2 separate regions of the Homo sapiens genome follow, and region 2 is linked to region 1. Evidence: read pairs that join two places in POLR2A ChIA-PET (ENCODE). Cell type or tissue: PC-9. All regions are shown on one strand. Each heading gives the region's core, and the rest is flanking DNA. Links, peaks and the distances in the headings are about the cores only.

Region 1 (4,396 bases), core at 119-4,118:
GCTACATTTCTTTTCTTTTTTTTTTTTTTTGAGACAGGGTCTGTCTATGTTGCCCAGTCTGGAGTACAGTGGCATGATCATGACTCACTGCAGCCTTCAACTCCCAGGCTCAAGCAATCCCCCTACCTTACCCTCCCAAGTAACTGGGACCACAGGCGCATGCCACCACATCCAGCTAATTACTTTACTTTTTGTACAGATGGGGTCTCCCTATGTTGCCCAGGCTGGTCTCAAACTCCTGGCCTCAAGCAATCCTCCTGCCTCAGCCTCCCAAAGTCCTGGGATTACAGGTGTGAGCCACCACACCAGGCCCACTTCATTCCTTTTTATTACTGAGGAGTATTCCATTCTGTGGATACATCTCAATTTGTTTACCCAACCTTTTGATTTATAATTTAGCCTTCTTCAATCAGCTTGTGCCCTCCTGTAAAAAGGCTTCCATGAATTCTCTTGTCACAGGAAATATTGATCAAATCACATTTTTGATGCCACGAAGCTGAGGGCAGACCTGGGACAGATGGTGTCTCCCACTGAGGGAGCGGAGGCCCCTGGGAGGTCAGTTTCTCCTGCTGCTGAACACCATCTTCCAATCACAACAGCAAGGAATTGGGAATGTGTCATTTTAGCTGTAAAGGAATGTACATGCAAAATGTCCTGATTAATGATTATTAAAGGAAAGACCATTTCTCTTTTCCCCAAACCCAACCTCTTTGTCACTTCAGACCCCTAAGGGAGCCTGTGCAACATCGGTGAAGGTTGCTATTGACACAGGGTACCGACATATTGATGGGGCCTACATCTACCAAAATGAACACGAAGTTGGGGAGGCCATCAGGGAGAAGATAGCAGAAGGAAAGGTGCGGAGGGAAGATATCTTCTACTGTGGAAAGGTGAGATCTTGCCTTCAGCCTCCACTGGGGACAGTGAGAAGGTTTCAGTTGTTCATTTTATTATTCATCTTCCGTGTGTGTGTGTGTGTAATTGCACTCATGAGTAGGCAGTACTTAATAACAGTTTGGGTTTGTTTGTTTGTTTGTTTGTTTGAAAGATAAGTGTTCAAATGAGACCAAAATCATGCAAAATAGGATTTTCAACATTCTTGTATCATATTAACGAATTATTTATTAGTTTGGGAGAAGTAAGCAGAGTAGCATTTAGGGGAGAGAAAGAGGGTTTTAAAAATGTATTTGGCTGGGTGCGGTGTCTCACGCCTCTAATCCGCACTTCGGGAGGCCGAGGCAGGTGTTTTGCTTGAGCTCAGGAGTTCAAGACCAACCTGGGTAACATGGCAAAACCTTGTCTCTACAAAAAAAAATACAAAAATTAGCCAGGCATGGTAACTTGCACCTGTAGTCCCAGATACTTGGGAGGCTGAGGCAGGAGGATGGCTTGAGCCAGGGAGGTCAAAGCTGCAATGAGTCATGTTCATATCACTGCACTCCAACCTGAGTGACACAGCGAGACCCTCTCTCAAAAAAAAAAAAGCATTTGAGCAAATGTAATTAACTCAGACATGGTATTCAGATTTTGTTTAATAAAAGCAAACAAACGTAAATTAAAAAAAAAAAAAAACAAGCTCATAAGGTCACCAATCCAAAAGCCAGCTATGTAGGCTTCCTGGGCAGGCACATTATGCAAGCCTTTTGCTTAATGACTCATATTATAGGAGTCATTTCTTACTATGATAGAGGCTAAAGTTAGCATACAAGGAAAAGGTGGTCAAAACATGCTTTAAATTGTCCTTTAACTTTAATCCTTTAAATTGTCCAAAAAGTACAGTTGTGAATAGAAAGCAATATTTATACGTATACAATGTCAATATGGGCTGTATGTAATAAAGCATACTTGGGCGAAATATTGGTGTTTACTTACGTAAACAGAAACAGTGTGTGCAGCTGAGTTCATGTAATGTGCCATTGCTATTGCCTCATCAGGACTGTCTTCACTGCAGCTCAGCAGCACCTGAGAGGCAATGTGGGGGTGATTAAGAGCCTAGACTGGTGCAAGGTTGCCCAGGTCAGAGGCCCAGATCTGTCACTATTGGCTGAGTTGCCTAGCATTTCTGGACCTCAATTTTTTTTCTCTGTAAAATGGGGATAATAATGTCAACTATTTCATAAAGTTGTTATGAGTTCACATTTACAAAGCACTCACACCGAACCTGGCACAAAGCTAATACTATGTATGTTTGTTGAATAAAAGTAAATTAAAATATCATCAGCCTATGCCCAGGAATGAAAAAGAAAGTAAAATAAATATCAAACAGAATTTCCACTTAGATGGGATTGCAATAGGAACACCAAAGAGACCCAGAGTAGCAATCAAAACACACGTAACACATTTTTCCACTACTCTCTTCATGTTAAATTTTCTCTGTGTTTTTAAGGCAAGAAAAAAATCATTGTCCAACAGAGGAAAAAATCAGATATTACCAATTTTGCTTACCCTTTCTTGTGACCAAAAAAAGTATGATTCAGGCCGGGTGCAGTGGCTCAAGCCTGTAATCCCAGCACTTTGGAAGGCAGAGGAGGAAGGATCACTTGAGGTCAGAAGTTCGAGACCAGACTGGCCAACATGGTGAAACCCCATCTCTACTAAAAATACAAAAATTAGCCAGGCGTGGTAGCAGGTGCCTGTAATCCCAGCTACTTGGGAGGCTGAGGCAGCAGAATCGCTTGAACCCGGGAGGCAGAGGTTGCACTAAGCCAAGATCAAGCCACTGCGCTCCAGCCTCAGCAACACAGCAAGACCCCGTCTCAAAAAAAAAAAAAAAAGAAAAAAGAAAAGTATGATTCTAAACTTATATCCCCCCAAAAAAATCTGTGAGCAAAACTGATATTCCAAAAGATGTACTAATTTGTCCTGTGGGTATAAGCAACCTTGGCACCGTATGTCTCAGACACTTAAGGGTACACATGCTCCAGTAGGATCAACCAAACCTTGATCCTTCATTATGTAATGCCTTAGCGAAAGAGTAATTTAATTGCTCTGGGGTCTAAGTAGGACCAAATAAGAACAAAAGATCAGTGAAAGCAAATCTAAATCTATGCACTAATTTAAAATTTCACCAGGCTTTCACACCACCTGTCACAATGTGAAGGACCCAGTGAAGCCACACGCATAACCATATTCCTTGCTCATTTTATCAGAGTGGCATGACAATAAAGTATCACGCTAGGTCAGGACATCTAGAACATTGTGTAACCCTAGTTATACAATGAGGAAAAATGCAAGCACTAAGCATCAGGAAATTCACCCGGAAATGGGGAAGACTGCCATCAAATTAGGTACTCTGTGGTCAAGGAGGATCTGTAAGTCTCTTGTGGTAGATTTGCATAAAATTATGTCTGGAGATGTGAGGGTGATCTGGCTGTAACATATGTCACCCCATTAGTCACCAGGGCTAATTCAGCTGATCTGGCTGTCTAGGCAATTGTACCTCTTGAAGCTGCACTCTCAGTGGAAGAGGACGGCTTTCCCTGATGAAGGAGGAGGGTTTTTAGGTCAAGTGTATGTGAGTAGCTGCACTCCCCTACTAGAACCTCCAAACAAGCTCTCAAGCTAGGCTCTGAGTGTCAAGAGTTTTATCAGCTCATCCTATACTCAGATGACACTGCATCATAAACATATTTTTGTGAAATGAAATGTGTGAATAAAATGTGTACAAGCGGCTAGGCACGGTGGCTGATGCTTATAATCCCAGCACTTTGGGAGGCTGAAGTGGGCAGATCGCTTGAGCCCAGGAGTTAAAGACCAGCCTGGGCAACATAGTGAGACCCCCCATCTCAAAAAAAAAAAATGTGTACGAGTGTTTTACAAAGAAAAAGGGGCTGCCTTATCGTAAAAAGCGTGTAGACATTAGTTAATTCTCCCTCTTTGATTCTTTCAGCTATGGGCTACAAATCATGTCCCAGAGATGGTCCGCCCAACCCTGGAGAGGACACTCAGGGTCCTCCAGCTAGATTATGTGGATCTTTACATCATTGAAGTACCCATGGCCTTTAAGGTGAGTTCAGATGCCCAAAGGTCAGGTCTCTGCACCCTGGCAACCATGAGCCAATAGCTATGTGCATGAAGCTCTGCACCATGAGCCAATAGCTATGTGCATGAAGCTCTGCACCATGAGCCAATAGCTATGTGCATGAAGCTCTGCACCATGAGCCAATAGCTATGTGCATGAAGCTAGCGTATTACTTGGCACCACAGAATATTGTGGTGTTTTGTTACCACAGATCAGAGAGTACTGACCTAGTCTGACAAATACCCGAGAAGATTATGTTAGCAGACTCAGGCTTGGTTTCCAAGTTTCTTGATTTTTTAATTCAATGCAATTTCTATTATACCATGTTTTTACAACTATAGTTTAAGCTCTCTGCATCAAACCAACATGTAGTCC
Region 2 (4,396 bases), core at 147-4,146, 97 kb after region 1:
TTGTTGTTGTTGTTGTTGTTTGAGACAGGGTCATGCTCTGTCACCCAGGCTGGAGTGCAGTGGTGCAGTCACGGCTCACTGCAGCCTCAACCTGGGCTCAAGCGATCCTCCCACCTCAGCCTCTCAAGTAGCTAGGACTGCAGGCGTGTGCCGCCTCGTCCAGTTAGTTTGTTTTTATTTTTTAAAGAGACATGGTCTCACTGTGTTGTCCTGGCTGTTCTCCAACTCTTGACCTCAAGCTAACCTCTTACCTTGGCCTCCTGAAGTGCTGGGATTACAGGCATGAGCCACTGCGCCCAGCCTGGGTAGTTCCTTGTTTGTTGTTCCTTAACTCGTAGACACATCACCCCAAGCCTCCATCATCACGTGACGTTTTCTCCACGTCTAAATTTCCTTCTTTTTATAAGAACACCAGTCATTGGAATAGAGTCCACTCTTCTCCAGTACAACCTCATTTTATCTTCATCACATCTGCAAAGATCCTATTTCCAAATAAGATCACATTCATAGGTACCAGAGGTTAGGACTTCGACATATCTCTTTCAGGGACATTCAAATCACACACCTTCCCAGCTAGTCATTTTGTTTATTCTAATATTTTTTTTATTCTCTTTCCCTCCAGACTTCACCTTGGCCTTCCTTCTGTGAAGCCAAAATAGGCTTTTCTGAGTAATACAACTGATTCAGGGAATAACTATTCTGAATATACCCCAACCCAGACCCATCTGTCCCAGGAAAATTGTATACCCTGTTATCCTAATCTACCTTCTCCAAGTAGGAAACCCCACAATATTTAGTAGTTGCCTATTAAATTTGATATCCAGTAATCTAGGATTACAGATGGATGGAGACATGGATGCAGTGGCTCACACCTGTAATCCAGCACTTTGGGAGGCCAAGGTGGGTGGATCACCTGAGGTCAAAAGTTTGAGACCAGCCTGATCAATATGGTGAAACCCCGTCTCTACTAAAAATACAAAAATTAGCTGGGTGTGGTAGCATGTGCCTGTAGTCCCAGATAATTGGGAGGCTGAGACAGGAGAATTGCTTGAACCCGGGAGGCGGAGGTTGCAGTGAGCCAAGATCATGCCACTGCAGTCCAGCCTGGGTGACAGAGCGAGACTCAGTCTCAAAAAAATTAATTAATTTTAAAAATTTGATATCCAAATGATATAATGATGTCAGGACAAAAATGAACAGAAGAAATAATGGTGTGTTTCAAAGAGTACAGGGTTTGAAATCAGAAAACCTGAGTTGCAATTCCAGTGCTGATACTTAAAACAGAACCAATCTAGTTCTTCTAAATGCTAGTGCAATATTCTTTTCATCATCGTAAGGCTAAAGGCTCCACCTGTGACCCAAATTCAATTCCCATACCAAGAATGGTCCTAGATTGCACCGAATGCTGCACCTAAATTCAAATGGAAATGCCCAAGGAGAAGGAAAAGAAGAGAATAAAGAGGAGGAAAGGAGGAGCAAAAGAAGGAGGAGAAGGAAAAGGAGAAAGATGGGAGGAAATTGCAAAATACAATTTCCAGAAATCTCTTTTAACAATTTTTAAGCAGATACACAGACAAAAAGTCCCAAAAGGAAACTGTCTCTTGGAGCTTCCCTACAGATGAATGGAAAGAAGTCACTGGCAGTTACCAGCGTGTATTTCATGCTATTTTCGTTAGTGGGTGAGTCATCCATGCCGGGTAGTGAATTTCCCAGGCTTTCAAATTTAAATAGGCGTATATAGTGCAAGGCATTCATTTTACCATAGAGTGTTTTCTCCTGTTGGTCATAAAAGGAATCCATTGTGTTATGATTAGGTCATGCTTGACCCACCTCAGGAATGTTTTCAGAGTGACAGAACATTTCTTTCTCAGAGATGTCTCCAAGGTTCAAGGAAGTCTGATCGGCATACTTACAAAGGCCTTGTGATCCTAATAGGGTCTAAGACAAGTCCTCCCCTTCTTTTGTGGGCGGGCTGTTATTGTTAATCCAGCTGCACTGGGTAATGACGCCCACCTTTTCATTCTAAACATAGAATAAGAGAGTAATTAACAGAGCCTAATCACACCAAAAGAAAATCCTGCTTTTTAAAAAAATCTTGCTTCAGAATAATTTAATTGTGCTTCACATGTTTTGAACAACAATTTTAGACAAGAATTTAACTTACTACATGTCATTTTTCCTCCATCTGTCATAATTACTCAATAAATACATCGGCTTCAAAAATTGCATCTAAAATTATTCATGCAAGTGGTGTATTTTCTGATCAAACCACTGCAGGCGGTGAGTGGTGCCATCAATCATTTTTTTCTTTCTTTCTTTTTTTTTTTTTTTTTTGAGACAGAGTCTTGCTCTGTCGCCCAGGTTGGAGTGCAGTGGCACGATCTCGGCTCACTGCAACCTCTGCCTCCCAGGTTCAAGTGATTCTCCTGCCTCAGCCTTCCAAAGAGCTGGGATTACAGGCACGTGCCACCACACCCAGCTAATATTTTCATATTTTTAGTAGAGACAGGGTTTCACCATGTTGGCCAGGCTGGTCTTGAACTCCTGACCTCAGGTGATCCATCCACCTCAGCCTCCCAAAGTGCTGGGATTACAGGCATGAGCCATCATGCTCGGCCTTTCTTTTTTTTTTTTTTTTTTTAATCCCCCTCCATGTCCACCCATTGACAATACAGAGGAGTTGCAGGGCCTGGGTTGAGGTGTATATGGCATAGGTTAATTCAGCCTACTCTTTCTATTTGGTTAGGGTAAGAACACATCCTGTGCTGAGCACCAGGAGGCTAACACCACAAATCTTTGAGGCTGAAACTTACAAGATTTCAGCTTCTGAAACAACCAATCCAGGCCCAAACTGACACTGAGCTAAGGATTCAGTGCCTACCAGTTACAGTTTGAATTTGTCACTCATATTTGACAGGTAATTATTTCTCCTCAGAAATAATAATTTTTTTACTTAAAAGGACCTCAGGTGAGAGACTGGGGATAAGAGAAAAGGGCAATTAGGTTATTGCTTAGCAGTTGTTACTGAATGTTAGAAATAAGAGCTCGGAGTCATAAAGAAAACCAGCACTCGAACAAAAGATTTCTCAGTAAGGCAAATTTACTTCTGCAGAAGGTGCTGCTCACACTCCTGGCCATGGCAATAGCACACAGAGTGGGGTAGGGCAGTGGTTTTTATCCCTAACGCAGCAGCTCCTGTAGCTGTGTCCTTTCCCCATTGGCTGGAGTCCGACTACACAATCTAAGGTGACTTGATTGGCTACTGTTTAAAATTGAATAGGGCTAACTTGGTGGGAAGGGAGAGGCTGTTTGTTACAGTACAAGGCATGTCCGGGCGTGTTAGGGAGCAGCAAAGGCTGGAGGGGTAGTTTTGGCAGGAAGGGCAATTGCAGAGCACATAAGAAATAGATGTGAGTTACAGATTAAGGCTGGCGGGAAGGTTATTTACTGTAACTAGGGGCAAGAAGAAGTATAAAGAACGAGGAAGTTAGGCTTGAAAATAGAGAACAAAGAATAGGCCGGGCGCTGTGGCTCACACCTGTAATCTCAGCACTTTGGGAGGCCGAGGCGGGCGGATCATGAGGTCAGGAGATCGAGACCATCCTGGCTAACACGGTGAAACCCCGTCTCTACTAAAAATACAAAAACATTAGCTGGGAGTGGTGGCGGGCACCTGTATTCCCAGCTACTTGGGAGGCTGAGGCAGGAGAATGGCATGAACCCAGGAAGCGGAGCTTGCAATGAGCCGAGATCATGTCACCGCACTCCAGCCTAGGTGACAGAGTGACAGAGTAAGACTCTGTCTCAAAAAAAAAAAAAAGAAAAAAAGAAAACAGAGAACAAAGAACAAGGAAGCTGAACAAGCCAACTCAACTCTTTGAAGAGGAACTTACTGCACCTAACACTGAATAAGATTAACTGTGGCTTCTTTCCATTTAAGTATCAAATTACAAAAATGGAAATCTTTCTGGAAACTCATAAACCTTAACTTTAAGGAAGATTTAGTTTTAACAATATCAATTCATTTTTGTTTTTGTTTTTGTTGTTGTTTGTTTTTTTGTGACAGGGTATCACTCTGCTGCCCAGCTCACTGCAACTTCCACATCCAGAGCTCAAGCCATCCTACCACCTCAGCCTCCTGAGTAGCTGGGACTACAGGCACACACCACCATGCCCAGCTGATTTTTATATTTTTTTTGGTACAGATGAGGTTTCACCACGTTGCCCAGGCTTGAACCCCTAAGCTCAAGTGATCCGCCTGCCTGGGCCTCTTAAAGTTCTGGGATTACAAGCATGAACCACTGCACCCAGCCAATTCATATATTTTAATGTTTCCTTTTTTTTTTGGAGACTGAGTCTTGCTCTGTCACCCAGCCTGGATCTTGTCTCACTGCAA

What was found. Peaks named below come from ENCODE experiments on the same cell type or tissue, not always from the same donor. Only the 100,000 strongest peaks of a DNase experiment are listed, where the experiment ranks them.
Region 2: POLR2A ChIA-PET joins it to region 1 with 6 read pairs; 2 of 35 experiments call an interaction of 5 or more read pairs at or near these places.

The regions. Positions count from the first base shown.
Region 1 is chr7:138,087,879-138,092,274 of GRCh38, forward strand. It overlaps AKR1D1 (aldo-keto reductase family 1 member D1), which reads left to right. Exons shown (of 9, transcript NM_005989.4): 2 at 723-890; 3 at 3,890-4,006. It also overlaps the pseudogene RN7SKP223. Among named protein-coding and RNA genes, the nearest start is that of AKR1D1, 14 kb to the left of the region's middle. In PC-9, for the core only: no CTCF peak of the experiment used is centred there; a DNase peak (open chromatin) is centred at 1,643; H3K4me3 peaks cover 838 bases; H3K27ac peaks cover 2,895 bases.
Region 2 is chr7:138,185,348-138,189,743 of GRCh38, forward strand. It overlaps LOC124900243 (small nucleolar RNA SNORA51), which reads right to left and starts at 2,782; the gene lies at 2,651-2,782. In PC-9, for the core only: no CTCF peak of the experiment used is centred there; a DNase peak (open chromatin) is centred at 1,774.